Linked DNA regions of Mus musculus: all the other regions are linked to region 4. Evidence: chromatin loops called from intact Hi-C (ENCODE). Cell type or tissue: left cerebral cortex. All regions are shown on one strand. Region 1 overlaps Gm6999 (a long non-coding RNA gene). Region 2 holds the start of Mir759 (microRNA 759). Region 3 has its middle 32 kb from the start of Gm31776. Region 4 overlaps Sugt1 (SGT1, suppressor of G2 allele of SKP1 (S. cerevisiae)).

Region 1 (8,000 bases), 290 kb after region 4:
GTCCCTGTCTTCATGGGGAAGACTCAGTAACACTTCTAGCACCGATTTTTGTACTTATAAAATGTAGGTAGTAGGCTTCGATCTCAGTTCATTTTTTTTATTGATGTATTGAGTGTGTGTGTATGTGTGTGTGAGAGAGGGGGGGCACTTTGGTGTTTTTCAGATATCATTTATCTTTCTTTTGAGACACGACCCCTCATTGATGTAAAATTCATGAAGCAGGCTAGGTTGGAGCCCCAGGAATCCTCTTCACTCATTACTATTGAGATATCTGTCTGGCCACCTAGCTTAATTTTTTAAAGTATAATTTAAAAAATTTAGTTATTTTTAATATAATGTATGCAAGCGTTTGCTTGTATATATGTATGCATATCGGTACATGCCAGATACTTGAGGAGAAAAGAAGAGAGCATTGGGTTTCCTGGAACTGGATTTATAGATGGTTTTGAGCCACCACGAGGGTACTGGGAACAGCATCCAGGTCTTCTGTAAGAGCAGCAAGTGTTTTGAACCTGTGAGCTGTCCTCTGTAATTACAAATTTTTGTTAAGTGTTTTCTTAGACAATTTCATACAGGTATATAATGTCTCCTCTTATCCCATCTCAGTCCTGCCTCTGATCTACCCTCCAGTCTACCTCTTCCCCACTTCCCTATAAGTGCACAATCCTCTAGTATTTTTCTTTTTTATGTGACCCACTGAGTTTAACCAGGATCATCTGTGCGACCATGGGTTCAGAACTGTTCATTGGAGCCTTGTAGGCTTCTCTGTGACAGTAACTACCTCTCTCCCACAATCCACGAGGTCTGGGGAGCATGTCACCAACCGAACTACCTCCTAAGCGCCCCCCCCCGCTAGCTTATTAATTAATTTGAACAAATGTCCAGTTTATAACGAATTTGAACAAATATATAGCTTTTGAACATTTCTAGCAACTGGACTTTCTACGTTTTTATAACACTGCTCTATTGAGATGTCATCGCTTTATAGCCAACTAGAGAGCCTTTCACCTCTGCTTGTCATTGCCAGTGTCAAAGTACTGAAAAGCAGATCTTCTCCCTGTGACCACCTGTCCACCCAAATCTAGCGCAGTCACCCTTGGTCCCATCTAGGTCTTGGCCACCTGCTCACCCCCTGTACATCTAAGGTATATACCCCTTGCTCCTGGCCACATAGCTTGGTCGTGTTCCCTGGTTCTCTTTTCATTCTTTTGTGAAGCTTCTGCAATACTTTTGTTGTTTTATGGTGATAATGGGGCATGCAGTTCTTTCCTGCTGCTAGGGTACCATTGTCTTGACTCATTGTCTGTTTCTCTCTGGAAGCCTCGTGCTTCCCTGGGCTCTGCTTGTCAATAGGCATATGATGTCTTCTCTTGGGCACAACAGCATCTATTGTGTCATTCTTCTCTGTATCTTCCCTCTCCCTAACCAGACAGATTTTTTTCCCCAGTCTCCAGGGAAACGTGTGCTCTTGAATTTCACACAAACATTTAACCTCTGCCCAAGGTCTTTTTGAGTTTTATAAGAACATCAAAATTTTGGAATATAATACTGGAGCCTCACCTCTATTTTTTTTTTCTCTCTCTCCTTTCTGCCCGTTTCATCTGCCCCCTAATGTGATGAGTATTGACTTGTCGAGCTGCTTGAATTGGGAGTGGTGACTAAGTGAAAAAAAAGCAAGCTACCCAGTGCAAAACAGAAAATCAATGAATAATTCCAAATATTATCCTGTCACACAGGGATAATAACATCCTTCCCGAAGCTTGTTGTAGAGTTCAGATTGAATGTGAAATGCTTGTACTGAGATGCTCAAAGAATAGCTAGGTAACGGGGACCCATGCTGTCTCTGTGTCCCCTGTGGTTCTCAGGGTCCCTTTTTCTCAGCTTTAGCCTCTTTTTGTCTTCTTTTGTCACCATTCTTTGCTGGCTCATTTGTTTATGTCAGACACCAGGGAATCACTGTGAAGCTCTGTCGTTTACCTCCTTCAAAAAAAAAAATCGCTTCTCTAAGTTTGTTTTTAGAGAAGTCACTTCACTCAGTTTGTCTTCTCCCTCCCACTCCTTCCCCTTTTGTCTCTCTCTCTCTCTCTCTCTCTCTCTCTCTCTCTCACACACACATACACACATACACACACACACATACACATACACACACACACATACACACACACACACATACACACACATACACACACATACACACACACATACACACACACACACATACACACACATACACACACACACATACACACACACACATACACACACACACATACACACACACACACACATATATACACACACACACATATACACACACACACATACATACACACACACACACACACACACACACACACACACACACACACACACACAGAGCTTCCCATGATTTGGTAAGAATGAAATGCCAGCCAGAAGGTGTAGTCTATGAGGCCCTGACTCTCTCAGTCTCTCTAGTCCTACCTGGTACAGGTAGATGGTTTCCAGAGCTGGTTGCCGTCCTGTCCACCGCTCATTGATATGGCAAAAGTTTACCTGCTTTTGCCAGATCCTCGGGTTGACCTTTGACATAACCGCTTTCTGTATGACGTGGCCTCCATGTTTAAGGCAGGAGAAGGAACAGCCTCAGAGCTCTTCACATTAGGTTTCTCTTCCCTGTTCCTTTGTTTCCTCTCCCTTTCTCACAGCAGAGGTAACTCTGCATCCTCTCTGCCTGCTTTCTTCTTCCCTTGTCCCTCTGTCCTCTCAATACCCAAGGCTGCTTGAAAAACACAGGACATTAATTTAGTGAACTTAGAATTTCAGATAGACAGCAAACAAGCAGTAGTGTAGGTGTATCTCAAGTCCTGCATGAAGGGTATACTTCTGGTAGAGCATTTACTCAACTTATCTCGGGCTCAAATGTACCTGCATGCTCTCTCTCTCTCTCTCTCTCTCTCTCTCTCTCTCTCTCTCTCTCTCTCTCTCTCCTTCTCTTTCTCCATGTATACATGCATGTGCACATGTGTGTGTGTCCCTGTGTGTCTCTGTGTGTGTGTCTGTGTGTCTCTCTGTGTCTGTGTCTATGTATGTCTGTGTGTGTATTTAAAGTGACAACCCTACCCCTGCTTCTATTCCCCTTTCTCCTTCTCCTTTTCTACTGGGTACTTTCATTTAGCTTGATCTGCTCTGATCACTTCTGCCCCAAAACCTGAACAGACATGAATCATTCCCTTGATTCTGGCCTCTTTCAAGCCAGTACCTGCCCTACCTGCTATTCCAACTTTCTTACTTGCCTTCATCACTTAGGTTTTATAACATGACTTCCACTTTGAAAACTCAGTTTCCTTAAGAAACATCACAAGTGTTCCCCACATTCCATCTCCAGCCATCTTCATATCTAGTTAGGCTTTTTCATTAGTGTCCTGCAGACATTTTCCCCAGCGTTCCATATTCCCTAATGTCCAACAGTTAACTTTAATTGCCCTCTTGCAATTTATTCCTCTTTCTTCTCTAATTGCTTTAATTTAAATGCATCTGCATAGACCTAGTTGCTCAGCCAAGAGCCCATAGGACCACATTCAACTCTTTCTCCTCCTCCCCACCCTCCAGTGTTGCTGGTAATAGCTTCTATGTCGATTGACAGTAGCACAAATGTCTACCTGCCTGGAACGGACATGTCTTGGGGCTGTCTTCTTTATCTCCCCATCATCATATTAGATTGGGCTTCTATCACTTTGAGCTTGGATTAGAACCATTATTGGGTCAAAGGTGATACATCATTTTCCGTGTGTTTGATATGTATGCCAAATAAGCCTCAGTGAGTTTTGCCAAACTACCTTCCTGTCAGCAAGGGATAATATTGTTAATTTCATGTGAGCCTTTGCCAAGACTAAGTACTGTCTTTAAGAACAACCTTGGAGATCTGTTAGGTAAAAATATCATCTTGACGTTTTTATTGCACTGCTAATAAAGACTTTTTAAAGCTTTCAGATCATTTAGAAACTCAAAGCTGGATTGAAACTTTCGACTTCAAATCTTTCATTCTAGACCCCTTAGCATGAATAAGGTGCTCCCCAAATAGCTTCCCAAATGTTGCTTCTCTGTCCCCACTGAGTGAAAGAGTACAGAAGGAGCACTGGGTGGTAATTCCCTTGAGATTGGGACCTGTGTCCTTCTCCCGCTGTGTGGTCTATCCCAAGCCCATAGTAGATGCTCAGTGCATACAAGGATGGTGCATCGAAATGAGCTGAATGGGAATTAAGGCTTTGTCAGAGGGAATAACAAAGGCGTATCAAGAAAAGAAATCACCTACGGATGACTGATGGTGTGCCAGAGTCATCCCAGGGCCCAAGGTTCAGAAGTGACTGTCTTCCATGATGCTTCCCATATGTATAAGATGTGCTAGAAAAGTAGATTATTTAGGACAATTAAAAATGCACACATGGTCGTCATATGTGCCAATTTTGCCCAGACCCAATTTAACAGCTCCCAGTATCACCTACACAGGGTGTCTCTTGGCATCATCCCTGCGGCACCCTCTAGTGGCCACTGGATATTGCACATCTGTCAAAGAAAGCTTTTCATCTTGAAATCCCCAAACATGCAAATCCTACAATATCACAAAGCATTAACTCTGTTCGTCTGCTTTTCCCTGGGCAAGACGCTTATTCCCTATATGTCTCTTCAAGGTCTCAATCCATTGTGGAGGAGGCTTGACAGAAGCCCAAAATCCTCCTCTTTTTTCTTAGGGCACAGAGACTTAATTGCATATCAGGTTTCAGCAACAACCTACATTCCATAGGGAGACCTGTGAATTCTGTTCTGATAAGGACCCTGAGTTCTGTGGATGGTTTAGAGTCTGTGTGATAAGACTACCAATTGGCATCATGTTACATGTCTGCATTAACTGCAGGAGAGGGGTACACACAGACATTCAAAATGGTGGGGTTGTAGCGCGCGGTTGTGACTCTAGGAAAAGAAAGAACACACTCCACACTCCCGTAAGCAGGATCTTTGTCTTCTGAGTCTGCTCCCATTTTTAGGTTGACTGACTCTCATGGTTCAGGCTCATTTTTCTTGAGGGGGAAAAAAAAGCAACACCCTGAAATATTGAGAGAGTCTTTCCCTAAACTCCAAGTCTCTCTGCAGCACAGCCCATGTTCAGACTGTCAGTCTGATGCCCAGGTTGTCATTTTCTTCCTGCTGCTCCCCTCCCTAGAGCCTGGTGGAGTCTCCTTGAGGCAGCTGAAGGAGTGACAGGTAGATATGCTGCAGAGGTGGGCTGTTTAAGGCAGTCACATGAGGTGTGGAAAATGTGATTTATAGGTTTTTTTTCTCCCCCCAGGGGAAAATAGATTTCATTATTTTCCACCTCAGGTAAGGGGTAAACCTCTGGGCTTGACCTTGGAAGGTTGTTCAGCTATAACAGTGTGGCTGAAATGCTGATATAGACTAAAACCTCATTAAATCAATATTGGTTATCCAAAATCATGCTTGATTGGATGCAACTGCTTTTCCTCAGCTGCCTGATGTCCCACTCTTTATTGGGCAAAAATATGAGATGCTCTAAAGTGAGTTAAGCTGTTGAGATTTTCTGGTCCTTAGAGCTTCAAATTAATAAGGTTTTATTATTTTGCAAATTGAAGACAGTTCTAAAACACCAAGTCCAATATTGATTATAATCTACTACTGTCACATGTATGTTTATTAATAAAAGAGTCCTGTCTGTTCCAGTAAAAAAGTCATGCATTTTCTCTTCCTGTTTATGCAGGTGTATAGGGCTTATTGGAATAAATAAACTTATTGGTCCCTAGGCAAATGGAACCTATGTAAATAAACAACCAATGGCTAATTATCCATGGCAACGGGCAACTGGGACAGCACATTGATGTGCTCCACTATCAATCTTCAAACCTTCCTTTAGCCAGAGAGAGGCCAGCATGCAGGAACTGGGAAGAGATAGAAAATCCAAATTCATACTGGACCATGTCATCCTCCATCTTTGCCCCCCAAACCAGTGGTTAGAGAGAATCGTACCTGTCATTTGGATTTTCAGTGAAGGGTTTCAAAGTGCCTCAGATGGGATTATGTAGATAGTTAGACCTGGGGTGCATGCGTAAGTAAATAAACAGCAGGTGCTAGTTGGCACAAAGACCTCAGAATATTCTGATGGTGCCCAAGAGGGTGCAGATTGCCAGGAAGTTGGGCATATTGGGGTCTCCCGGTGGGGGCAGTTCTTCATATTGCTATGCTTATGGTTCATCAACTAAAGCATTGACAGGGTGAATTGAGGTAGGCCTCAGATTAAATATCTCTTCCATGTCACTGTCACCTTTTTCATCTTTTCTTTGCTCTTCTGGAGGTCAGGAAAGCACCCATTGATTATGTCTTTTACAAGTCTCTTTTCCCCTAAATCCTTCCAAATATTCAGATCTCCTCCCTGGAGAATGGGAATTCACCCAAGTGATATTAGGGTAAAGCTCCCAAGAGTACAGATTTGAAATGGTAGCAGGGAAGGCTGAGACATAGAGTACAGAACTCAAGGTTGAAAGCAATCTAAGAGGTGCCCGCCCGGGCAGGGAGAGTTGCAGGAAAATGAATGACTAAGAAATTCATGATCCAAGATGGCTGGGTTGCAGGAGCGATTGAGGACACTTAGCAAATTGAAGACATTTCTCTTTTATTCACCCCTTGGCTTCATTTATTTTTCCCAGCAATTGTTTTCCCAGGACTGCAATGAAATGAACCTCACTCATGATTTGTCTAGTCATAATTAGAGTCTTCCTTTTTCTCGTTAGACAGTAATGTCAATAATGACTGCAAACATGTTCTCTCCTTTTAAAAAGGCAGAAGGCCAGCATCATTGTATCTGTGAGTTGATGTCAGATTTATAATGCAGAGATGCAAGCTTCACACGCCATATGCGTGCCAAATTTCCATCAAGACTTTGGAAGGCTTAAACTGTGCATTAAGAAGGGATCCTGTTTTGTTTCTGATGAGTTTTTTTTCGTCCTATTAAATAAAGAGGACAGAAAGGCCAGACCTCTTTGCCTATCAAGACTCATTTCAGGGCAGGCAAGTAGAAGGAAGACATTCAGAGAAGAGGAGGGATATTAATGGATGTTGAGAGGAAGATCCGGGGGCAGGGTAGAGTCTGGATAGGATTATGAGAGAGGGAAGTGGATGTGAATGGAAAAAGGGTGGAGATCAAGGTGCAGGGCAAGGTGATCTCTGTGTGTCTTTGTGTATGCATGTGTGTATATGTGTATGTATGTGTTTTTGCACATGTGCATGTGTGTGTGCATGTACATGTGTATGTGCACAAGTGTGTTGTGTGTGTGCATAAGTGTGTTGTGTGTGCACATGTGTATGTGCATGTATATGTGTATGTGTGTATGTGTGTGCGCATGTGCGATATGTATGTACACAAGTTTGTTGTGTTTGTGTGTGTGCATGTATGTATGTGTGAATATATGTGTCTCTGTGTGTGCATGTGTATGTGCATGTATATGTGTATGTGTGTATGTGTGTGTGCATGTGCGATATGTATGTACACAAGTTTGTTGTGTTTGTGTGTGTGCATGTATGTATGTGTGAATACATGTGTCTCTGTGTGTGCATGTGTGTATGTCTCTGTTTGAGTGTGTGCATATGTGTGTATGTGTGTGTGCGCGTGTGCTCGCACCTGTGTGTGCATGTGTGTGTGTATGTGCATTTGAGCGTATGCATGCTTCCATGCAGTATACTTGTCTGGAGGACAAATGAAGAGTACTTGGAAGGAGCTGACACAACAGAGGGAAAGTGAAGTTGATTGACTTGCTTTGGCTGTTTCTCCTCACCTGGGCTCACACTCAGACATGCTAGAAAGGATGGTTTAAAAATAGCGTGATGTTATCACATGTGGTTGAGCATATTGCCCTTGAGGGAGTGTTTTCCTGGGCCCAATTGGTAGGATCCCAGCCATTTTGCACTTTGGAAGAGGTAATTTACTTCACACAGTGAGCACTTGGCTCCCT
Region 2 (8,000 bases), 120 kb after region 4:
AGAAGTTCCCAGTGGGTACAGAATTCCAGCAAAGTGACCAGGACAGCCGTGGCTGTCAGCTCATCAGCTGCTCTACAATGCACTGGTTTCCTATCCCTAATTTTCAGATCTCTAGCACTCTTGTAAATGAAGGGTAGATGAGGTATTCTACTTGTGATCCCAGAACACAGGAGGCAGAGACAGGAGATCCCCAGAGAAAGCTGGCTAGCTAGACTAGCTGAAACATTAAGTTGTGGGTTCAAGTGAAAGACCCTTCCTCAATTAATAATGTGGAGAGCTATTGATGAAGGCACTAGGTATCACACATGGTTGCCCACACATGGTTGGTTGCACACGTGTACATATACCCATTCGTATATGCCCCCCACATGAACACACAGGCATGAATACTCTACATATACACATCAGACTCAATGGTAACTCTTATTTTAGTGGTTAGTCTAGTGTGGTGGTTTGAATGAGAATGGCCCCTACAGATGCATATGTTTGAACACGGTTCCCAGTTGGTGGAACTCTTTGGGAAGGATTTGGAGGTATGGCCTTGTCTGAGGAGATATGTTGCTGGAGGTAGACTTGAAGTTTCAAAAGAGTTCTGGCCATTCATTCCTGGTGTGCTTTCTGCCTCCTGCTTGTGCACCAAGATGTGAGTTACCAGCTGTTGCTGTTCCAGTGCCATGCCTGCCTGCCTGCCTGTCTGCTGCTGTGCATCTATCGTGATGGTGATGGACTCCTATCCCTCTGAAACTGTAAGCCCCAAATAAATCTCTCCTTCTATACACTGCCTTGGTCACGGTGTTTTAGTCCAGCAATCAAAAAGTAACTGATACACTGAGGATGCTCCTATTACAACAGTGTTAGTCAGTGTTCCATCACTGTAACAAAATGCCTGTGACCAAGCTTATTTTGACTCACAGTTCTTAAGGTTCCAGTTCAATTGGTACTACTACTGCTTTGGGCAAGGCAGCATATTATGGAAGGAGCTGCTCTTCTCATGCCCAAGAAGACAAAGGGACAGAGGTCTCACAGTCCCCTTCAAGAGCTTGCTTCCAATGACCAAATGCCTACTGTGTGGATTGTCTCCTAAAAGTTTTACCACCTCTCAATAGTTCCAATGTGATGAACAAGGAGGACCTTGGGGGCACATTAAGATCTAAACTTCATTTAAGGTCTAAGATGGTAGTGGTACATGCTTATAATTCTAGCACGTAGAGAGGCAGGGGCATGGCTACAAGTGTGAGGCCAGGGTAGGATACATGAGGTTCTAAGTCAGCTAGGGTCACATAGTGAGATCCTCGTTCAAACAGCAGCAATGAAAAACTAAGTTAATTGACTGAACCGCTTTTCAGAAGACAACAAGGTTCCTGCCCTAATTTCTCCTACCAGCTAAAGTGAGGGAGAGAGAGTGGAGATTTGACAAGTAAACCCAGCATAGTAGACCCCAATCAGAGCTCTGTTCTGTCTAGCTGTGCAGATTTGTTAAGACGCTCCCCTTATCCTCTGACCTGTAAAATGAACCGTCATAGACCAACCTCTTTATACTCTCGTAAGGGTTCACCAAGTTAGCCACGGTTGTTGTTTCTTGAGTTCATTGATTTTTAGTTATGCTCTCTCTTCTGATTAGATGACTATGAAGTCACATCTTGGCCAGGAATGTGTGTGTGTGTGTATAATAGTCTCCAAGTTCGGCCTCAGAATTAAGCATTTCCTTGGGGACTGCTCAAGGTGAGCATCAGAAATGAACACTAGACCATTCTCTGTGTGTCCTGAGTATTAAGACAAAGGGAAGGCTCATAAATGGTGGCTGAGGCTAACAGGTAGGCTCCCTACCTCCAAAAGCGTGGAATCTCCTTGATGAATTTGAAGCAGAGCCTAGGACCAGCAGCCACCTTCTGCTAACTGCTAACTGCACAGAAACAGAGCTGATTGCTAGTGTCTTGTCTACCATAAAGAACTTTAGTAAGTTGGTCTTATTTTATTAGTATTAAACACATTTAATTCCATACATCCCAGCTAAGAAAAAGCTCATCTTCAATGGTTGCTAAAAAAACTAAACAGAGATTTGGAGTTAAGACAAACTGCCTTGAGGAGCTGTGAGTGTGGCTGTTTACATGTGACTTCGGGCATCTTCCTCCATCAGGTGGGTCTCTCAGCTGACTGTTGTACTTAGCAGTCCGGCTAGTCTACCTACCCAGCTTTCCCTCTAAACCTCAGCTTGGGCATCTACACACAGAGGGGAGAATGCCAGGTTTTTTTCCTTATTAAGGTTGTAGTAAGAGTCGCTACAAGCATGCAACTTACTGTCCGGCTCATCGTGAATTCTCAGTCATGATGCTACTTGTAACTAACTTTCTAAAGTGTGGTTTGAAACAGTCTAATCACAAACCTCAAGCATTAAAAAAAAAAAATCCTCAGTACAGATGTTACCTGGGAAAGGATTTTTATCTTTTATTTCTTAGTTCGTCCTCTCGGTTAGCATTCGGCTAAATAAGATTCTGAATACTCACCTCCTAGACCGGGCTTTCACAGAAAACCCTCTCCTGGGTCTCAACTACAGCACTGTCTGGAAAAAAAAAAAATAAAAAAATAAAGCCGTACTGCTCACGGTTGATTGCTTTGAGAAATAGCACATTGGCAGGATTTCTTCCCTTCCCCCACCAGCCAGGCTTGGGGGTAGATAGAGCTTCACTATGGAATCCGACTGGGCTTCAGATACCAACAGCCTGGAATGTTTCAGGGGAAGACCTTGAATGGTCTCCAAGCAGGGAATGGAGGCTGAGAGAGCCAGATTTTCAGTCTTGAAGGACCCTTGATTAGTTCCCCAAAACAGAACAATCAGTTTCCAGTGACCTTGCCTGGTATATTTTGACAAAACATTTGCCGATTAACGGAATCTCATTCTCTTCCCGACTAGGTGGCTTGGATCTACTCTTCTGTGTCTGGAAAGATCACTGCACGAGATGTCTGGGACAGGAGGAAGCAGCCCCACTGCTTTCTATCACTAAGGAAGGGGAGATCTAGTGTGTTTGCATAACCACAGTCCTTAACATCTTTCTCTTTGTCTCAACACATTTTCTTTGAGCAGGAGCTGTTGAGGTAGCTCCACCCATTTTCCAGTTTCCAAGATATTTGTGACAAAACAAGAAGGAATCTTTATTAAAATGTGAAAGTGGACTGTCCAAATGGCTCAGTAGGTAAAGATACTTGCCATGTAAATCTCTCGACTTGGAGTTACGTCTCCACAACCCACTTAGGTGGAAGGAGAGAACTGACTTCTACAAAGCTGTCCTCTGACATTCAGTTGTGGACTGACACACACACACACACACACACACACACACACACACACACACACACACAGACACACACACACACACACACACACAGACACACACACAAACACACCACTGTCTCTTACTTAGGATTAGTAGATGTCTGTGTTTTCAAGTGAGTTGGGGAGGAGGAGGTAGGTTACCCAGGGTCATGGTATTATAGAAGTCAGGTTTGGGGGTGGAGGTTGGGGGGGGGTGCCAATAGGCAGGCGCAGTAGACCTTCACTGCCACCTTGTGGTCACCTGGGACCCCAGAGGGTCATTTTTCTGGACTGTCTTCCTCACTCTCTTAGGCCGCCAGCCTGAAACCTCTCCCACTGTATCTGGTGTTATTTCAATGGATCTTTTGTTATAGTTTTTTCTTACCAGTGCACTTTAACTTTAGGGGGAATTGCGGAAAGCCAGCACATTTCTATATTCTGAAAAAAAAATATTTGCGGGGAAGAAGAGGTCAGGTTCCATGAGGGCTCTTTAAGACGAAACGGCTCAAAGCCTTGCAAGGTTCCTGTTTCTTCAGGCTGCAGCCAGTCTCAGCTGCAGCAGAGATGCTCAGGGCAGAAGGCAGGCCCTGGGGTGGCACCTGTCTTTGTTATCACCTGGTCAATTGGGGAAGTCAGGACAGAGGAGGATCCGTTCATTATCTCATTTATCACCCTCGTCTGTGGTCCAAATTAGTTCTCACATCAGATTCTGATAGTATCAGATTCAATATCATCAGCTGGAATATGAACGGTATTTTTCAGCACACACACAAAAAAATGACTTTCAAGGCATGTATTATGGGCAGGATTATAATAAATTAAATGCCTAAACTGGCAGAGTGCAAACAATTTTGACTCAGATCTAAATGTTTGCACTGGCTGTTTAAACATTTAATTTGTTCCAATGGAGGTAGCAGCACAGACTAAGCATGCTAATTAAACTCGGGCTTTGGCAACGTGAGTCATCTCGTGGACACAAAGCGCGACAAACCAGGACGGAGAAAGCCATTACGTGTGGTTTCCTCGTTCTCCAAATGAACACTGTACATCCTTCAACCCTGCAGACATTAGTAATTGTTAATGAATTGTTCCATCTTTCTGAAGTGACTTTTAGATGATGCTGTGCTACTGTTACTCTGGGAAACAACTTTGCTAATTAAGTTGCAGGGAAGTTCATCAACTACAGATAATTGGTTAAAGTGATTACGTGGATAATCTGTTTCATGTTCCATTAAAAATGGAAAATGTACAGAGGAGGAGGGATACGAATGACAAGGCATCTTGCCCAAAATAATTGCCTCCACTGCCCTCAAATCACTACCACCACCATCATCAACTACATCATCACACCTTTTGGGGCAGGGGGAATGCTCAGGCATGATTCTCTTGACTGGTCTTGGTTCTGCTACGGATTGATAGAGCATGCTGGCTAAGTCTTCTCTAAGCTTCCGGTTCCTTTGTAAAATGAGGGCATTCTTGTGCTAAATTAGGGCTAAGTGATCTATTTCCCAAATGCAGTGATTTAAATAGGAAAGCAGTTCGACTCTCTTTTAGAAGTATCTCAGGTATTTGGGGCTGGCAGGGGAGCACTCCATTCTCTCACTACAAAGCCTTTGGTAGCTCCCCAATGCCTGCAGAGCCACGTTCAAAGCTGCTCACCATCTGACCCCAGTCTACACTTCTAACTTCATCCTCCTTAGCCTGTCTGCTTGAATCTGTCTTTAATGTGCTGCTCCGCCCACCTGGAATGCCCATCTCTCCTTCACCTCCGCACTTTATTCTGTCTTTATGATCTGCACTCCTTCAAATGCTCCTTCGTAAATCTGTGTAATTATTCTCTTGCCTCTGGCTGACCCCTGCTATAGCATTCATTGTCTTTTCCTTCTAATTCTGATATTTTTGGCTCCATGTCCAATTTCATTTCTTATTCATACAAACAGCACTCATGTTTCTGGAGACAGAAAACTGTATGTTATTTATGTTATTATAAATAATATTAATTATATTATTATGTAGAAAACAGTATATTATTTATCTCTTGGGATTTTTTTTTAAAGACTTCATGTATCTCAGGCTAACCCAGAACTCTATGTAGGTGAGGATGACCCAGAGCTGCCTTTTCCACATCTCGAGTCCTGGAGTTACAGGTCTAATTTATGACGTGCTAGGGAGCAAAGTTGGGGCAAAATGTTCTTCTCAACTGAACTACATTCCCAGTCTTTACCTCCTTTATCTTTATTCCCCATCCCTCTCTTATTCCTTCCTTTGATATCTAGCATTGTTCTGTGTGCAAAAATAACAGCAATAATAATTAAAATTAAATTAAATTAAATTTAAAAAGAATGTTGAACTAAATGCAACAAAATGTTGTTCCAGATTAAAAAAAAACAACCCAGTCACCAAATAGCAACCGTTTGTTAACTCAAGGGGCCAATTAGGCAATGGGTTATTCATTGGAAAATTCCAGATGTGAATCACAACCGTTCCAATTAGATTTACATCCTGTGTTAAACTAAGAACAGCAAACAGAAATAACTCCTTGGGCCCCACATCCATGTGGAATAGTGTGCCACTCAGTTCATTAGGAAGACAGCTTTCTGGAGATGGCTGTTTTTTTTTTTTTTTTTTTTTTTTTTAATTTTGTTCACGGGATGGAGAGATGGCTCAGTGGTTATGTGCTCTGGCTGCTCCTCTAGAGAATCTAGGTTCCATTTCCAGTACCCTTAAAGCAGCTAACAACTGTCTGTTACAGGGGATCTGACACCTTCATACAGACATGCATGCGAGTTAAACAGCAAAGCACATAAAAACCAAAACCAAACCAAACCAAACCAAACCAAACCAAACCAAACCACAAAACCCCTTTTGTTCATGAACCATGCAGAAAAAATAGGGTGACCTTAGATATATGCACAAGGACGTTGTATGTGGTCTAGCTAAAGTCTATCTCTATTGGTGACATTTCTGCTTCTGTGCTTGCCCTTGGCATGTTAGATTTAAGAGTGGGTTGTGTGGCAGGGGTTCATTTAAGAGGGTAATCTTAGATTATGGGGTCACGTAGAGGTGGCTCAGAGGTTGTGGCCCTCCTATGGCTTTACTGTGCCATTGGGAAAACTTAGCACCTCTCCTCAAACCTCATTCTTTTGCTTTGCACATTTATACTGTTCTCCTCTTACAGGGCTGTTTGTGTGGATGCTGGCAGCTCATTAGTGTGGAGCTTTGAAAAGATCATGGGACAGCCTGTTGGGTACTGCCGGAGGCCCACCTCCAGGGTTCTGAGAGTGACTATTAAAGCCATGCATTTGCTCGCTCCAGTCACTGAGCCCACACCAATAGTTCCTTGGTTGCATTTATAACATTGCAGCTTAAAAAAAAAAAAAAGAAATTAAATTTTGCTTTTTCAAATTTTACAGATAAGCCATGAGTTCTTCTGCTTGAACGGATTTTGAATCATAATTTAGTTAATGCCAGGATGTCAGTAAACCCAGTGGAATTGAGCAAGGGCAAAGAAAGGAGAAAGCCGAAGGGCGAGACCCGCACGGCTTCACAGATCTGCCTGGCAATTTTCTTCCTTTCCCCCTCTATGCCTTTCATTTCTCTTGAACACGTAAGCCTTTCTTCCTCTTCATTTTGACAGATCTGGCCAGGTGGCATGGATGCTCATAAAAGCTAAGACGGGTGTTGAATTGTCACCCAGTTCAGAAATCCTCAATTCTTTATGACTGTCGTCCTACAGCTCACAAGTGATTGGGACTAATCTACTTCAAACTGGTGGGGCTCAGAACATCTGAGTGGATGTCTCCCCTCACCGTCCCAACAGGTTGCCACTCAACCTATGTATTCCAGAGCAGTGTGAGCTGGGTTCTGCTCTTGAAGGGTTCTATGTATAGGGATAGCTCAGTTACCAGCAGGGATGGTGTGGTGGCTTAGAATAGGTTTGTTCCCCGTAGACACATGCATTTGAATACTTGGCCATAGGAAGTGGCACTATTAGGAGGTGTGGTCTTGTTGGAGGAAGTGTGCCACTGTGTTGGTGGGCTTTGAGTCCCCAATGTGGAAGATAGTCTTTTCGTGGCTCCCTTCAGATCAAGATGTAGAACTCTCAGTTCCTCCGGCACTATGCTTGCAAGCTGCCATGCTCCTGCCATGATGATAATGGACTGAACTCCTGAAACTCTAAGCCAGCCCCAATTAAGCGTTTTCCTTTATTTGAGTTGCCTTGGTCATGGTGTCTCTTCACAGCAATAAAACCCATAACTAAGATAGATGGGCTTACAGCAGAGCTGGCTCGGGAGGCGTGGGTGCGGGGAGTCAGCTTTGAGGGCATGGGATGCAGGAGAGTTGACCCTGCCTCTGATTGATGGCAGCAGCATTCATTGGGTGGCCTAGCCAGAGCAGTGCTTGAAAACTCATCCCAGTGGTGCAGATAAGAGACAGCCTGTGGCTGACCAGCTCAGCTACCACCCAGGGCTCTAAGTTAGCCCACCCCAAATTTACATAATCTGTGAACAGTTAGGACTTGTGAAACAGAAAGGGCTAGTCCTACTGATCCAAAGCTGCAGGATCTCCATGACACAGGGCAACAACAGGATAACCAAGAGGAAGCCTGGTGAGAATCCAGTATTGATGATGTCACAGAAGCCAGAGGCCTTGAACCAGACTCTCAGTGACTCATTGCAATGAGTATTTA
Region 3 (8,000 bases), 590 kb after region 4:
CCTGTCTGTCATGCTCTTCTTTCATGAATTAGCTTGGAGAAGAGATAGGCAGTCTCAGATTTGGATGTTGATTCAGCAAAAACTATTAATGTCTGATATTTCTTGCTAAGTGTTAAACTTCACCCAAGAAGCCAGTTTTATTATAGCTGGCTGGGCCAATATTATTTAGTAAGTTGTACTTATTATAGAGGTCTCATATTATACTCATTTCCAGATATCAACCTTATGAATCCTAAGCCGGTTTTGTAGTTTTGAGTTCACATGATGGTAGGTGCTATTGCATAGAAATAGCATGCTGTTATGAAACGTTCACTCATATTTCACAAATATTAATGAGTACCTTTCCTATGGAAGTCATTGAGCTAGTCTCTGTGTGATACATTTGATAAGGTCATAGTTCATACTCTGATTCATAATAGGAGTAAGATATATGCTTTTCAATTAATAAATCATAGCATAATGTACAAGTGCCTACAATGAAGGACAAGGTTGTTTCAAGATCTCACAGTGTGACTGAACTTTTTGTTCTCATCTTCCTTTTCTCCAGATTCCATGGAATCTGTTAGGCTAGGCATTCTGTGCAGATATCACTGAGGATTTCTGTCTTTGGCCATTTACCTAGTGAGCATCAGAAGAAGGCTTGGGAATCCTACTGGGGAACGGATGCAGCTTTCCTTAGAAAATTGAAATCCCAAAGATACATGATTCTCCCGTAAGCCTGTAGAATAATTTGTCTGTTTCATTTCCCCATGCCTAGGGCTTGTTTGCCATGACATCCCGCTGATTCCTTCACTGTAATGCTCCTTAAATTCCCACCTGATACATCTTGCTACTCATCGTTCAAGCCATTAACATCTCATACCTAGGTCCAAGGCATCTTAACTGACTTTGCTCTTGCTTTCAGTCTCTATTTAGTTTGTCTTGGCAGGAAGTTTTGGGGCAGAAAGAAGTTTAGGCCACACAAATACCACCTGCATAATTCACCTGAAAGATGTCTCCGCTGAGATAGTCATGGAGCTGGATCTTGGCTCACAACTTTAAATATTGTCTGATCATCATTTGGGATTTCATCAGTATTCTGAGAAGTCAATCATAGACATCAGTTGTCTAGAAACATGGCAGCAAACTCTTTCACCAGACCTCAGTGCTTTCTCATTGCTGCCTTATATCCACTGACATTTAAAATTCACCATTAGGTTCTTCTCTTCTAGATCCCACATTCACACTTGTCCAGTGTACTACTTTCCTTGAGCCACACTTTCCAACCAACTGACCTATCCAATCCTTCTACAAAGGCTGTGTCTGCATCTTTTTCAACTTCCATCTAGGTTAACTCCATGCCTGGCAATTCCAGTTGACTATAGTCTTTTCTGCTTGGTTCTCATTTGGACTTGACACAACTGTGCCGTTTGGCACTTGTGGTATCTCTAAACTCTGATGCCAAAGTTAGTGTTTTTTTTTCCCATGAGGCTGTGCAGTTTATTGTATCACACATGTAATTGAATAGCTGTAGATAAAGGCTCTGGAAATGGTTGCTCTCTTTGGCGTGGATACACACATGCTTTATGCAGAGCAGAACTAGAGGACCAGGTTACAAGAAAAACAGAAACCAATTAAAGTAAGCACAAGGGGGCATTCCTTCTCAGTCTTTGTTGTTTTATTTTCTTCTTGCTTTTCTCATTGCAGAAAAGGTCCCTTCTCGGCCCAGTGAACATCCAACGCTTGATTCTTTAGACAAGAGATTCAAACCTGAAGTCAGCTTCCCCAGCTCGCTTGGATTTGAGGCATAGATGAACCAAAACAGTAAAAGGAGTTTTTTATTGACTTAATTTCCTTCATGCAGAGATATTAATAAAGTCAGCAGTGTATAATTGCCAGTTTTATGTAGCAGCTGAAGATCACATGCTTTTGATAAAATCTTTATTAACATGATGAAAAATGTTGTTTTTATGTGACTATTTCATAATTTAAGTGCTCATTTTATGCTAAGGGTGGCTTGTGATTAGTGTTGATATTCTCTAGTGGTTGTCTGTGATTTTTCTTAGGGTAAAGTACGTAAATGGTTGATAAAATGTCATTTGTTTCTATACTATGTGTTTAGATGTTATTTTGGGTGACTTTGGGATGAAGTGTTTTCCCTAAGTGATTTTTTTCCCCAGAACATCATCAATTTGCTTATACCTTTTCGTATAAATAACTACACAGCCATGATTTGATAAGAAGTTATCTATGCAGTGGGGTAGGTAGCATGAATATGAGCTATTGTGCCTTCTTGTGAGGTAATGCAAGGCACTTTCTTTATTTGGGAGGCTCCTTCTGCTAAATGCTTACTTTAGTTTTTTTCAAGGTATGATTTTTCAAAAAGGTTTATCTTGGAAAGCTGAAAGGTTGATTTGTTTCTTTCAATCAGGTTTAATAGCTTCAACTTTTAGAACTTACTGCTCAAAGACAGCAACAAAGACAGAACTGATTTTTGCCCCTTCGGCTCTGGAGTGTTTTTTCAGTTGAGAAATGAAAATGTGTCTCAGGATAGGACACTATGTGCTTTGTTCTAAATGGCACTGAAACTGTCCCTGGCCTACACAGGTATTGGTGCAGAGTCCTGCAAAGCTGATGCAGACTTTAACACATGTGTGGGAATTTCCTGTGGCCTAAGTTTTTCCAAATGTATGTTACTAATTTTATGTAACAGGAATGAAGAATTACGAAAATAGCAAGGTGGTACTAGAAATTAGAAAGCTAACTTTTTTTTAAATGTGTTTCCAATGAAAATTACCTTAGTGTACCTACAATGTATTCTGTGTATAATGGGAGATATTGGTATTTATGTGCTCAGCAAAATAAAACCTGTATTATTAAAATTACCGAAGGATAAATTGCATGTTATAGATGTGACTACTTGACATATTGGTGACCAACAGTATGTTTGGTGTTTTGGGTTTAGGAGTAAATGTATAGGTTGTTCATCAAATTCTCCTGCTTTAAAACCAGGCTGCTGCTTCATGTCTACCTCTTCTGACTGCAATATTACCCTTGACCATGCTGTTGGTTTTGCTTTATATTTTACTCCAGCAGAAATCAAAATGTATTTTATAGACCTATACTTTGGCAATATGCTAGGAAAGAGAACACAAGCAACTTAAAGCAAATTTCTGCCACAGTGCTTTTAATATTAACAGAGATTTTCATCTAACAGCACCAACAGAATAGAACATGAGAATATCACAGCTCAGGGCTGTAAACACAGCTTCCTGATGTCTTAGTCCCTAGGGAGAACAGAGCACACAGTTTTTATATTATTCAGCTTGTCATTCTATTGGCATAGAACTGATTTTCTTTTTTGCCTCAGAAAATGCCTCTTTTCCAAATCTCCAGCTGCCCTTCATTCATAAAGCAGCATTTTAATAAGGTAGTTGTTTACTACAAAACAATGATAATACTAATAACGAATCCCTAACAGCAAAGCATATTCCTTTCCAGCGACGGCCTCGTTGATGCCAAACAGCTGGAGGAAAGATGGGCGAAAACGCAATCAGGCATTTAAACACCATTGCTGGATGTTTCCAAACATAAACATCCAGATGTATAGCGTTGTGGAAGTAATAGGTTTGATTACTTGCCTTTTGCATACTTCATCTGGATCTTTTGATGCTATGTGGATGAAATCTTAAGAGTATTCTTCATTTTTCTGTATCCTAAATGGCTTTTCTGAACATGCATGGTAACACCAATGCTGAGAACTGATAGAGACTGAGCCTGGCAGAGGTTGTGTGAGAGAAAGAAGGGAAAGGATTTCGAACGTGGTTAAATGGGTCCCTCTCCTGGCTAATGCATGTGGCAGCAAGGACTTGAGAGTCCACTGAAGCACTTTCAGTTTTCAGCTGATAAATATATAAGAATAAAGATCCTGAGGGGAAGGTCAAGATTGCCCTATTCTCTCTGAGACCCAGAGCCCAAATAACCAGGGGCTTTCTGTGGTATTTAGTTCTAACAAAGGCAACTCTTTTGTATACCATTGAAAATACTTGCTCAAGAAGAATCTGCAGTCACCGGTACTGAGGTATAGCTGTTTGTTTTTCCAAAGGTTGCCTCATCAGGCAAGATTAAAAGTCTCAAAAAGATCAAATGAGTGTTTTTTGTTTTTTTGTTTGTTTGTTTGTTTTGTCCTGAAACTTCAGACTACCCTTCCCAAACCAACTCAAGTCTCTTGTGGTCTTTCTCTGATACCAGTTATTGGTAATTAGCATGAAAAGTCATTGCCAAAATATGTCACTAAGCATGGACACCTAAAGATTTAATGATCTCATCAGAGGTGGCCTGGTCTCAGAATCACATTCTCATGTCCTAGTGCAAAAATAAATGCCAATGCCTATCCAAGACTGAAAGGAAAAAAAAAATTAGTCATTTTTTTCTGACACGTCCTTGAAGAAATCAATTCTACAGATCACGGAGGAGCCAAGAAAAGCTTGTGCATATGAGTAACTCAGTCTGCTCAGTGAGTCAAGATGACTAGTTAAAAGAGCACTCTGCCGTGATGATGTCTCCTAGGCACGAAGAACAATGCCATCATTAACGCGTGGGACTGTTTAGCATTTAGAGCGCTTCACACATAAAGAAACTTAACACGAGACTATTTATTATCCTTTAGACAGATGGTTTAATGTGTCTTTAGCCTTCAGCCAACCAGGCCACCCGTGGTTTTCTTTAGCCAGGGGCTTTTAAAAAATAATTGGGAGGCAACAATTTTCTAACAAGACTGACTGCAGTATACTTCCTTAAATCTCTTTTTTACCCTTAAGTATCCCTTGCAGTTGTTCAAGGCTGACAAACTTCTCTGACATTGATTCCTCACATATAAGTAATTACTGACATAAAAGAGGATGGAGGGGTATAGATTGTTTTGTTTTGTTTTGTTTTCATTAGTGGTTCCTTCGCAATAGAAAGACTATTCAGATATGATTACTCTGGAAGATCGTTCTCTTCTGATTAGACATTGCCTCACTCTAGAGAAGTCGTTATTACAGGAGTCTCCAAAACAAGAAATGCCATTCCAACATGGACGATAACGGGGTGGGAAGTTGTACATTGTAATATACTTATCTTAAGTGGTAAAAGCCAGGGGTAGCTATGCCTCCAAGGAAGAGAGTTCCTTAGTAGAGAGTAAACAGCTCGTGGATTCCATAGTATTATGATCAATGCGCGAAATGCACACATTACAAAAGCAAATCAGATGTACCGGTATGTGAAAACTTATAAAGAGATTTTAATGACTCCTGTACAACAACCTTGGGCATTGTTCATTTCTCCAGGTCTTTATGTGACTCAAAGACCCAGAGATGCAGAGGACTGGCCCAAGAAGGTATCCACTTTTCTACTTTTCCTCTATACTCCCTCCTACCTACTCAGTGGAGTTCTACAGAGGTAAAGACTGGGGTGAGGAAAGTGATTATGTCAGCAGAGCATTTAGTGTGCTTAGCAGGGCAAGTGTCTTCTGGGCTTTGAAAGGACGAGAAGTCTGAGCACAGAATCTAGGATTTTTTTTTTTTTTTTTTTTTTTTTTTTTGGAGCAAAATTGTGTGTGTGTGCGCGCTGTTTGTTTGAGTTTTGAATTTTTCCACTGCAAGGAGTTAGACTTGTATTTGTGTTGGTTCTGTGACTTGAGCTTTGAGTTTTGCATCAAAATTGTTGATTTTCTCCTGGGAGGAGGAGGAGGAAGATCCTGGCACAGCCATTGGCGATCTAGAGGACCATGTTCAGCTTGATCTCAGCACAGAACATCCAGTCAGTCCCACCTGGTGAAGCAGTTCAACTCTCTGCTCTAGGTATGAAAGGACAGAGGGTGGGTGACTGGGACACAGACCTGAACCTGGAGTGTCTGTGCAGTCAGGCCCCATAATGTACACTGGCCTTCCATGTAATGAGCTCTTATACAAGGAGGGGTAAGGAATGTAAACGACCCTTCCACTGACATTCTCTGGGCTCAAAATCTGATGGAGAGAACTCTGTAGGCACAAGCATACCCTTCTAGGTGCCTATGATGAGGGTGTGGGTGCTAATGAGCCACAGAACATGTGCCTAGCCAAGCATCACAGTCCCTTCTGCATGGAGCTGTAGAGGCACAAGGACACACCCATTGTCAATCTGGTTCAGCTACATGAGCTGGAACTGCCTAGCCAGGCTGCCGACAGCCTGGAGTTGGCAGTCCAGGTCAGAGGTTGCTAGCTTCCTTCTTCTACCTCAGCCCCCTGATTGTTTGTGCTAGATGACAATGACCACAGCCCAGTCCTTATCAGGGTACCTTGACTGAAGTGGAATTGACTGATCATGCACCAGAGTCATCGCTGCCGCTAGATCCGGGTGATGATAAATTCTGACGAGGATTCCAGGAACAAAGGTGATCACCCTTGTTGCACACATCCCGCTCGAAGTCTGCCATACTTTCTGGCTCTCCCTGTGCTCTGGCAGCCCCATCTTCAAGCACCAGTCTATCTACAAGCCTGGACATGGGCCCTGGATTGACACCCACAAGGTCATCGTGAACATGCTGCTTGTCAGTGCTCTTGAAGTGATTATCATTTTCTCCGACATCCCCCAAGTGTCCCCGAAGAGGTGATCGACCTTGTTAGAAAGGCCCAGGACACTGGAAGTCTGAGTTACCTTGCTGTCTTGAAGGGTGGAGCATTTTCCAACTTGTTGGAGCTGGTCAGCACCTCGGACAGAGACCTGGGCATCAACAGGCTCGAGAACAGTGCCCTCTAGTCTCAAGACCAATTCAAGCTGCAGCCAGCCAGTGTCACCTAGTGGTAGCACAGTGCCATTGGCCAGTGAGAGCCTCTGAGGATTATCTGACATTGGTGGAGGAGAGCTGTGGGGTTCCGGACTATGCTACTGGACAAAATGACAAAGCATAAGGTGTCAGTGTGAAAGAATAACCCTTCCGACATCTCTCTGGCCCCACTAGTCACCCAAGACTTGATTCTGAGCCTCTGTGGCCAGGTCACCTTCTGGCAGCTGAAAGCTGAGGCTGGCCACAGCAAGGTCTTGTGCTCCCTCTCCCATCCCCCAGCAAGGTCAACTTTTGTTTATTCTGCGCTGCTACACTGCTATTCTGCTATAAATGCCAGTGGATCAGGCGCCACCTGGTGGGAAAGTTGTGTTGGTCTCAGCTGTGCAGAAGCAATAAGAAGAACTGGGTGATAGGGCACAGGTTTGGAAGTAGAGAGGCAACTGGATTCCTTATTAGTGGTTGGATGCTTTGGCTAATGGCCGAAGCTTTCTGCTAGTGGCCATCTCAGTGTAACGTGTTTTACACAAAGGAATGAGTGCAGCCCAAACCAACAGCAAGCAAGAGGTACCTGAAGTCTCAGAGATTTTAGGAGCTGATTCTGAGGGCCTCAATTCAAACTCTTATGAAATCGTGGCCTCTTTTATTTTGTCAGAATTCTAGGAAAAGTGACATTACATGATATTCTAGTGTGGGGACAGTGAACAGCTTTTATGCCCCTTTCTTCTGGACGGACTGGGTCCCACCTACCATTGGGGAGAACACTCAGCTCTCTACTAGATGTCACAAACATTTAATCAATTTTCATGCCAGGAGGCCTTACACCAATTCAGTGCCTGGCCGTTTGGGACTTCAAATGTCTAATAGGTAGGTGTTGAGGGAGATCTCTTCAGACGATGACAGGAAGCCCAAGGGTAACGTTGATGGGAGTCGATGTCTGCCTTTGCTGCTCCTTTGCCTACGGTAACTCCTCTGGGTCTAGTTTTAACACAAACCCCCTTTAGAGTCAGCTCCTGATGATGCACTCTTGATGAGGGAAGCAGAGCCTGTTCTGTCAGTCTCCTTATCTGAGGGTAAAATGTTAGTGACTGCTGCTCTGCTCTTTATAAATTGAGTTCAATCGTAGTTCCTTCCCACTCCCCATCCCTTTACAGAGAGGATAAATCTGCCTCAAGTTTAAGGTAATTTCTGAATATTTATCGTTGCAGCTGAGCAA
Region 4 (8,000 bases):
CCTTCGGAAGCTCACTCCTAGTCATCAAAAGTCTCTTCCTAAGAGTGAACTTTAGTAACCGCACAGCAGAATCTATACCAGACCGTTTTGACACTTTCTTTGTCAAAGCAATTAATCTAAATCTCTTTACCTTAGCCTCAGGCAGACTCTTTGAACAAAGCCAAAAAGCAGCCACATTCTTTATCAAAATATTACAAGAGCAGTCTGTAGGCCACATACTAAAACTCTTCTCTTCTGAAACCCCTTGAGCCAGTAGGCCTATACAGTTCAAGTCACCCTCAGCAGCACTGTCTTCCATATTCCTACTAGGATGGCCCATCAAACCCAACTAAAATCATTCCATGGCTTTCCAAATCCAAGGTCCCAAAATCCACATTCTTCCAAACAAAAACATGGTCAGGCCTATCACAGCAATGCCCAGTCCCTGGTACCAACTTCTTTCTCAGTTAGGGCTTTACTGCTGTGAGCAGGCACCATAACCAAGGCAAGCCTTATAAAGGACAACATTTAATTGGGGCTGGCTTACAGGTTCTGAGGTTCAGTCCATTGTCATCAAGGCTGGCAGAGTCCAGGTAGATTTGAGGATCTGAGAGTTCTACACCTTGTTCCAAAGGCAAACAGGAGAGAAGAACCAGGCAGCTAGGAGGAGGGTCTCTCAAAGCCCAACTCCATAGTGACACACTTCCTTCAACGAGGCCATATATGCCTCCTGATAGTACCACTCCCTGGGCCAAGCATATTTAAACCACCACAAGGGATTGACCATTTTCAGTTGCTGCACTATTCACATAGAGTTAAATTTATTTAATGATAGAATTTTGAGCAGTAGGCCCCAAAACTGGAGAGATAAGAGAGGCAGGTGAGGAATGGTGTGGTTTTTGTTGGGTGTTTTTAAGTTGTTTTGGTTTCTAAGTCAAAGGCTCCCCTCAAGCTGTCCATTCTCCTGCCTCGGCCTTTTGAATGCCAAAATTTAGATATTGTCCTTTCTTATTGTCCATCTGTGAACTCCACCTACATCCGCCTCCTGCCTCCTGTTGCTAGGTACTGAACCTGGGACCCTGTGCAAGCTTACCACTTGGGCATCTTCCCAGCCCAAGAGAGCCCTACTGCATGTCCATTTGAAGTCATTTATTAAGAATTGATTTCTGGGGCTGGTGAGATGGCTCAGTGGGTAAGAGCACCCGACTGCTCTTCCGAAGGTCCGAAGTTCAAATCCCAGCAACCACATGGTGGCTCACAACCATCTGTAACATGATCTGATGCCCTCTTCTGGAGTGTCTGAAGACAGCTACAGTGTACTTACATATAATAAATAAATAAATTAATTAAAAAAAAAAAAAAAAAAAAAAAGAATTGATTTCTGTGAGGAGATGATGAATGACTTAAGAATTTGTATTTCACATAATGTTTGGCATATAAATGCAGTTTGTATTTCAGGTTATGAATTTATTATTTTATTTTAGGTTTTTTTGTTTTGTTTTTGTTTTTTGTTTTGTTTTGTTTTGTTTTTTTGAGACAGGGTTTCTCTGTGTAGTCCTGGCTGTCCTGGAATTCACTTTATAGACCAGGCTGGCCTCGAACTCAGAAATCCGCCTGCCTCTGCCTCCCAAGTGCTGGGATTAAAGGTGTGTGCCATCATACCTGGCAACTGAATAACTTTGGCATAAATATACTCATACTATTTTTATCTGCTAGATTTGGTAGTTCTCCCCCTATATACACAGTGCTCAGCGATGCTTGTGGAGGAACCTGAATTGGAATTGATAGAGTGAATGTTTTGGGTTTTGTTTGTTTTATTTTTGAGACAGGATTTCTCTGTGTAGAGCTTGCTGTCCCCAAACTACCTCCATAGAACAGGCTGGTCTCAAACTCCCAGAAATCAGCTTGCTTCTGATTCCTGAGTCCTGGGATTAAAGGCTCAAGGAAGAAAACGGTCTCAAAGTTTACACTGTAGTAAATAATAACGTGGCACATACCTGTTCCAACCCTCAGGCAGGGGGATCTCTGTTAGTTGTTTGTGCTGGCCCAGGATACAAGAGCGATGCTTCTTAGGTTTTTCTTTGTTCTGAATGGAATTTAAGATTCTAAGGTTGTGTCTAAAGCAGGGCTTTTATAACCATTTTGCTTGAGAACATTTTATGTGGCCCTGGGAATATATAGATATATAATATAACTCAAGTGTTCAGTAATAATAAATTTTAAAGAAATTTTAAAGAATTTATTTTTAAATGATTATTCGGTTATATGTAGAACCTTGCCATTTACTAAAAATGAAAGAAAAGCTAAGATAGGTGATCTTTGGTTTTTGCACAAAGAATTAAACTTGGTTGTTACTTGGTGCATAGAGCATCAAGGAGATTTTTTAAGTGTTGTTTGACCTTTGTTTTTGTAACCATCAGTTCACATAAACATAGTAGAAAATGACAAGCACTTCTAGGGCCATTTCAGAAACTGTTGGAAATTCTGTCCTAATCCCAAGCCAGAATTCATTGAATGATTTATTCATGTTTATGAAATTCATGTTAGCAATTTCACAATAAAATCCCAGGATAGAATAGTTTGATACTCCTATGCCAAGGTTTGGCAGGAGGAATATAGTAAAGTCTTAGTTTTCTGTAATTAAGCCACGCTTTTGGTTTTGACTTTTTTTTTTAAAGATCACAAAAGGTGTGTCCAGCAAAATGACTGCAGTTTATTAACATACACCAGTTTTTGAATCCCAGCCAAGGGGTTTCAGGCAGCATTCAGTTAATGTTGCAGCATGGTAGCGTGTTGAGAGAGCACGCACAGGGCAGAGAGTGCATGCTGTGTGTTCAGGCTAAGGCTGCCGTGATGCTGTTCAGTGCGGTATTGGCTAGGGCTGCCCAAATGCCAGGGCTCCTTACACATTTGGCTTAGAATTAGCTTGTGGTGGTGTTACTGTTGCCAAAGCTTTGGTGGTTCCTGGATTCAGCTGCACAGCTGGATACAGGGTCGAGAGACCTACAGATAGGAGACCAGTGTTCTGACCCTCGGGTCAACATATCTTCCATATGTAATCATAAACTGCTGTGTTTTTCAAAAACAAATTGAAATTTTTTTTTTTTGTAATTATGTTTCTTTAGGGAACTAAATGGTGAAATCTTTGATCATTTCCTTTTTCAAACAGCAGAGGGAGGCAGTGTTATATGCAGTAGTGCTAGGAAGATGGGATTCAGTGGGTAAAGAGCTTGCTACACTGAGGACCCAGATTTCTAGAACCTGCATGAAATCAGGTGGGTGTGGTGGCTGTTCGTGCTTCTCAGCATCCAGGAGATAAGCACAGGAGATCCTTAGAGCAAGGTGGCTTGTCAGACTAGCTAAAATGTTGTACTCTACGTTCAGTGAGAGACCCCATCTCAGGATAGAAGGTGAATGAATGAGGGTCACATCTGATATCTTTGTACACGAATTCACACACATGCAGGTACACTCATACATGCAAATAAATAAAATGTAGACAATAATCTTCCATGGTTCTGTAAAGTGCGCTGGCATATGTAAAGCACTAAGCACACAGTGCTACTTACCCTCATAATTCAGAGTTTTATATGGGCTCTAAAAAAAGCAGAGAAGGCAATCCCTGCTACCACAGATGACATTTTAGCATGCTTCCCTTTAAACATCCAGATCTTTTGAGCAGAACTCATGCCATAGTCACCGTTGGCATTTTAGTATATGTTCCACTGAATAACCAGCTCTTTTCCAGTGTGTATGTTGTACATTGGAATGTTGTTTGCAGTCTTCAAGCAGAGTCATATGACATAGGATTTTGGTGGTCAATCAGACATACAGTGGGAGGGAAGAATATGTTGATAGCTTGGCCTTGTACAGGAAATGTTGCCCTGACTCAATCTCAACCTGCAGTAAATATTAGAATTAAGCAGTTAGAAGAGGTGAGGGAAAACCAGCTTCCTGTAAATTGCCCTCTGACCTGCACATGGTTGAATAAGGGTAGATTCCTGAGTCCGCTCACAGGTTCCTGAGATACTGCTCTAACAGCCAAGGAATTTGACTGCTTAGAATGCTCAGAAGGTTTCATCCTGAAGAGCTGCCAGAGAGCCTCAGGTCCTGAGGAAACCCTTCTCCCACCAGTCTGTGGCTCTTGCTCAGAGAAGGGAATGGATACCATGGCTGCTTAGGAGTAGTGCTGGAGCAATTGTCCTCTGAGAGAAATGAATGAATTCTCTTACACACAGAGTCCTCAGAGGTGGGCTGGTGGTATTATAATACTGAGAACTGGTGAGCCAGCACAAAACTGGTTCTTACAGATGGCTTATAGCTACTTCTCTGATATATGATCATCTCTTAAAAGCATTTTCTGTGTACTTGAGAGTAATATTTAAATTACCAAAGTTTTAAGATAATTGTGTGTTGGGGGATGCATGCATACGCATGTGAGTGAACGTGTGTGAAGGCAGGTCAACATCTGGTGTCTTCCCCATTTCCCTTTTTGAGACCTGGTCTCTCCCTGAACCTGGAGCTCAGTGATTGGCCGGCAAACCTGAGGGATCCCCTTGCTCGCACCCCAACCCACCCCATCTCTATCTTCTTCGCTTTGGGGTTGCAAGCTTCCGTGCCCAGCTTTGTACATGGGTACTGAGGGTCTGAACCCGGTCCTTAGGCCTGCGGGGCAAGCTCTTTACCAACTGAGCCATCTTCTCAAACACTTAAGGAAGTTTCACTTAAACACAAATAAGTTTGCTTATTGATGGTTACAATGAAAACATTTCTGAAACTGGGCAGATAATTCTAGAAGTATCTACCAGAGTCCTCAAGACTTAAATTTAAATTTAAATTTTAAGAGCATGTATGAATTGAAAATTAAGAATAAAAAGGAATTCATACTTCTCCCCATCTTTTGAACTTCTACGAGGTTGCCTTTCATGGTTTATGGTGTGCATGCTACTGTCTTAGTGAGTGGATTAAGTAGAACTTCAAGTTGGATCAGCTTGTGCTAAGAGATAAAGGCCTCTTTGTTCAAAGTGCACAAATGCCCAGGTTACAGTGGCTTTCAATAAATGTAAGTGCTAGTATATGGTGCTCTTCAGGTGAAACAAGGATCTTTTTAATAAGAGTAAAATTTTTATAATTCTTCAGATCTAACTTTGTATAATGTAGGCAAACTATCAAAGACACTTAATTCTTAAAAACTTTGATTAGTTATGAAAATTGCATTTTTGCTGTTTTATGTATCTTAGGTTGAGTAATGGGTTTTTTTTTTTTTTTTTTTTTTTTGCTGTTTCTTTCAGATTGAAATTAAAATGAAAAAGCCAGAGGCGGTGAGATGGGAAAAGCTAGAGGGACAAGGAGATGAGCCCACACCGAAACAGTTCACAGCAGGTTTGTACCCTGGCCTCCTGAAGTTCACGGTCATTGTGTAGCTGAAATCAAATAGTAATGAGCACTCTCCCTACTGCTTCGTTTATGAAGTAAAGATGCTTTGGATATAATAAAGTCATTCTGATGTCCAACATTTGAATACAGACACGTCGTGGCCAGGCCCAGAGGAGTTGGGACTGTCCGCTCTGTCAGCTTATGACTCAAGCCAGCAAATGTCTGTGCTGCCTGGTGTTCCGCTCTCGCCCATGGTGAGACAGTTTGCATTACTGATGCACCCTTCCCTGTCTCTTCTTTATTCCTCTCTGCTTTTCCAACTGATTTTTCCATCTCTGATCTCCTAGAATCTCAGGAGTTCACAGAGTAGTGCATTAGGACTATTTCTTACTAAGACAGAGATGGACACAGATCAGGAAAGGAGCACGTAGAAGAGGAAACAGCTAGAGTTGATCCTATAGCCCTTTATGTGCAGAAGTCCGTTCTGCGCATGTGTTATCAGCAGATAGGCATCTTTTTACTAGTGGAATAATTAACCTGCAGGACCTTCTTAGAACTGCAACCTAAGATTGTATCTTAGTGTAATTGCCTCATTACTGAATAGGGAGAAATTTCTTTTTGTTGTTTAATACTCTGATTTGATGGCTGAAACAAGCCAACATTGTGTCTCAGCTACTTTCAGATTTTTGCCCCTAATATAGTAGAAAACACATGTGCTTGTGACAATTTTTAGAAAGTGAGTTATTAACAGGTCCTGTATGTATGTGTGTGTGTCAGAATTTCATGAATGTACAAAAGTTGCAAAAATATGTGTTTCTTTACATAGTGATAGAATTTTAATAATTTGTAGCAAAGTTAGGAAAACCAGGGGAGACAGCAAAGATGATTTCTAGTTGATATTTTAAAGGGTAAATATTTTATGGCCATCCCTTGGGAATGACTCTCAGAGGTTTGGGGCTGAGGTTTAGATAGTGAACAGCTGTGTAATAAGTACAGTGCTCATATAATAGGCGGCCCAGGTATTTACCTGTTTGGATCACTTAGTGGATCTGTGGAGGCTGAGGTTTATATAGTGAACAGCTGTGTAATAAATACAGTGCTCATAAGAGTAGGCGGCCCAGGTATCTTACCTGTTCAGATCACTTAGTGGATTTGTGGAGTACTAAAATTCAGGGCAAAATGGGTGTGGTTCTGGTAACTCTTGCTGTGTCCTGTGGGGCTCATTCTCCATCAGTGGAGATGATCTCTGCAGTCACAGTTGAGTGGTAGAGTGAGTGGGCAGAGATGTAGATTGCTCTCAGTACTTCACCTACCGTCTCCAGTGATTCAAGTCGTTCTGAGATTAAATATCAAGGGAGTGTGTGTGTGTGTATGTGTGTGTGTGTGTGTGTGTGTGTGTGTGTGTGGGCAGTTTTTCTAAACTGAATCTTTTAGAAATTCAAGATGCACTCCCTCCTGTCCTGTGTGTTTCTCGAAGAATTAATATGCTTGTCAGATCCTGTGTATTGCAAGCTGGAAACTGTAGATAAGGGCAAGGCACTTAACCTATCTAGGCCGGCTTTCTTATCTGTAGAGTAGAGATTAAAATTTCATTCCCATTCTTCCTGGGAGTCAGCATTAGAATTAATTAAATCCATGTTCCCAGCTCCTTAACAATGTCTTAGGGTTTTTGTTTTCCTTGGCTACCAGTAAAATGTACAAAGATAGCGTTTCCAATAGAGGGAAGTGACATTTAGGATGTTTAAAGCAATAAGTGCACTCTGGATGAAACTGCACCAGGTCTTCCTGGAATTTACTTTGATGAAGACTGGATAAAGAAAAAGTTGGTTTATTTATAGGTAAAAAGGCACAGGAAAACAGAATAAATGTTTATTTAGTAGTTTCTCAACTATTTTTAGAAAAGGGATGTAGAATTATTGGAGAAGGAGCATTTAGTGTTACTGTGTTCCAGTGTGACAGGGGAACCTGGAGTCTGCCTGCCTGCCTGCCTGCCTGCCTGCCTGCCTGCCTGCCTTCCCTCCCTCCCTCCCTCCCTACTTTTTCTTCCTTCCTTCCTTCCTTCCTTCCTTTCTCTCTCTCTCTCTCTCTCTCTCTCTAGTACTGTAAACTATACTGTCTCTTTTAGTAGCTGCTGGCTGTTTACCACTTGAAGTAGTGTGTATTAAGATGTGAAATGCATACCCAATTTTATACACACACACACACACACACACACACACACACACACACACACATATATATGGATCATAATGTATTTTAGTATTTTCTAGGAGACTTCATGTTGAAACACTGTTCTTTCTTGTATGGTAGGTTTAAAAAATACATTAAGGGCCTGGTGAGATGGCCCAGAAGGTGAAGGTTCTTGTTGCTGATGACATAAATTTGATACCGAGGACCATCCCCAGTAAATACATAAATGTAATTTAAATATTATATTATATTATAATTTTTAATTATTTTGGTGTTTGTTTGTTTGTTTGTTTGTTTGTTTTTGAGACATGGTTTCTCTGTATAACCCTGGCTATTCTGGAACTGTGTAGACCAGACTGGCCTTGAACTCAGAAATCTGACTGCCTCTGCCTCTGCCTTCTGAGTGCTGGGATTAAAAGTGTGTGTTACCACCAGCCCAGCTTTTTTTTTTTTTT

The links. Peaks named below come from ENCODE experiments on the same cell type or tissue, not always from the same donor. Only the 100,000 strongest peaks of a DNase experiment are listed, where the experiment ranks them.
Region 1: a loop joins it to region 4, with 4 times the contacts of the local background. A loop is called at or near these places in 9 of 42 quality-filtered maps.
Region 2: a loop joins it to region 4, with 10 times the contacts of the local background. A loop is called at or near these places in 11 of 42 quality-filtered maps.
Region 3: a loop joins it to region 4, with 9 times the contacts of the local background. A loop is called at or near these places in 10 of 42 quality-filtered maps.

Annotation. Positions count from the first base shown.
Region 1 is chr14:79,908,303-79,916,302 of GRCm38, forward strand. All of the region lies in intron 1 of Gm6999 (a long non-coding RNA gene), which reads left to right. Among named protein-coding and RNA genes, the nearest start is that of Gm6999, 21 kb to the left of the region's middle. In left cerebral cortex, a CTCF peak has its summit at 4,525 (motif pointing left); a DNase peak (open chromatin) is centred at 4,538.
Region 2 is chr14:79,734,316-79,742,315 of GRCm38, forward strand. Mir759 (microRNA 759) reads left to right here and starts at 4,116; the gene lies at 4,116-4,213. In left cerebral cortex, a CTCF peak has its summit at 3,575 (motif pointing left); a DNase peak (open chromatin) is centred at 4,256.
Region 3 is chr14:80,209,319-80,217,318 of GRCm38, forward strand. It overlaps the pseudogene Gm17923. Among named protein-coding and RNA genes, the nearest start is that of Gm31776, 32 kb to the right of the region's middle. In left cerebral cortex, CTCF peaks have their summits at 3,822 (motif pointing left), 6,832 (motif pointing left) and 7,131 (motif pointing left); DNase peaks (open chromatin) are centred at 3,791, 4,492, 6,799 and 7,129; H3K27ac peaks cover 237 bases.
Region 4 is chr14:79,614,439-79,622,438 of GRCm38, forward strand. Sugt1 (SGT1, suppressor of G2 allele of SKP1 (S. cerevisiae)) reads left to right here. Exons shown (of 13, transcript NM_026474.6): 11 at 5,271-5,361. Among named protein-coding and RNA genes, the nearest start is that of Sugt1, 31 kb to the left of the region's middle. In left cerebral cortex, a CTCF peak has its summit at 3,146 (motif pointing right); DNase peaks (open chromatin) are centred at 3,172 and 6,632; H3K27ac peaks cover 247 bases.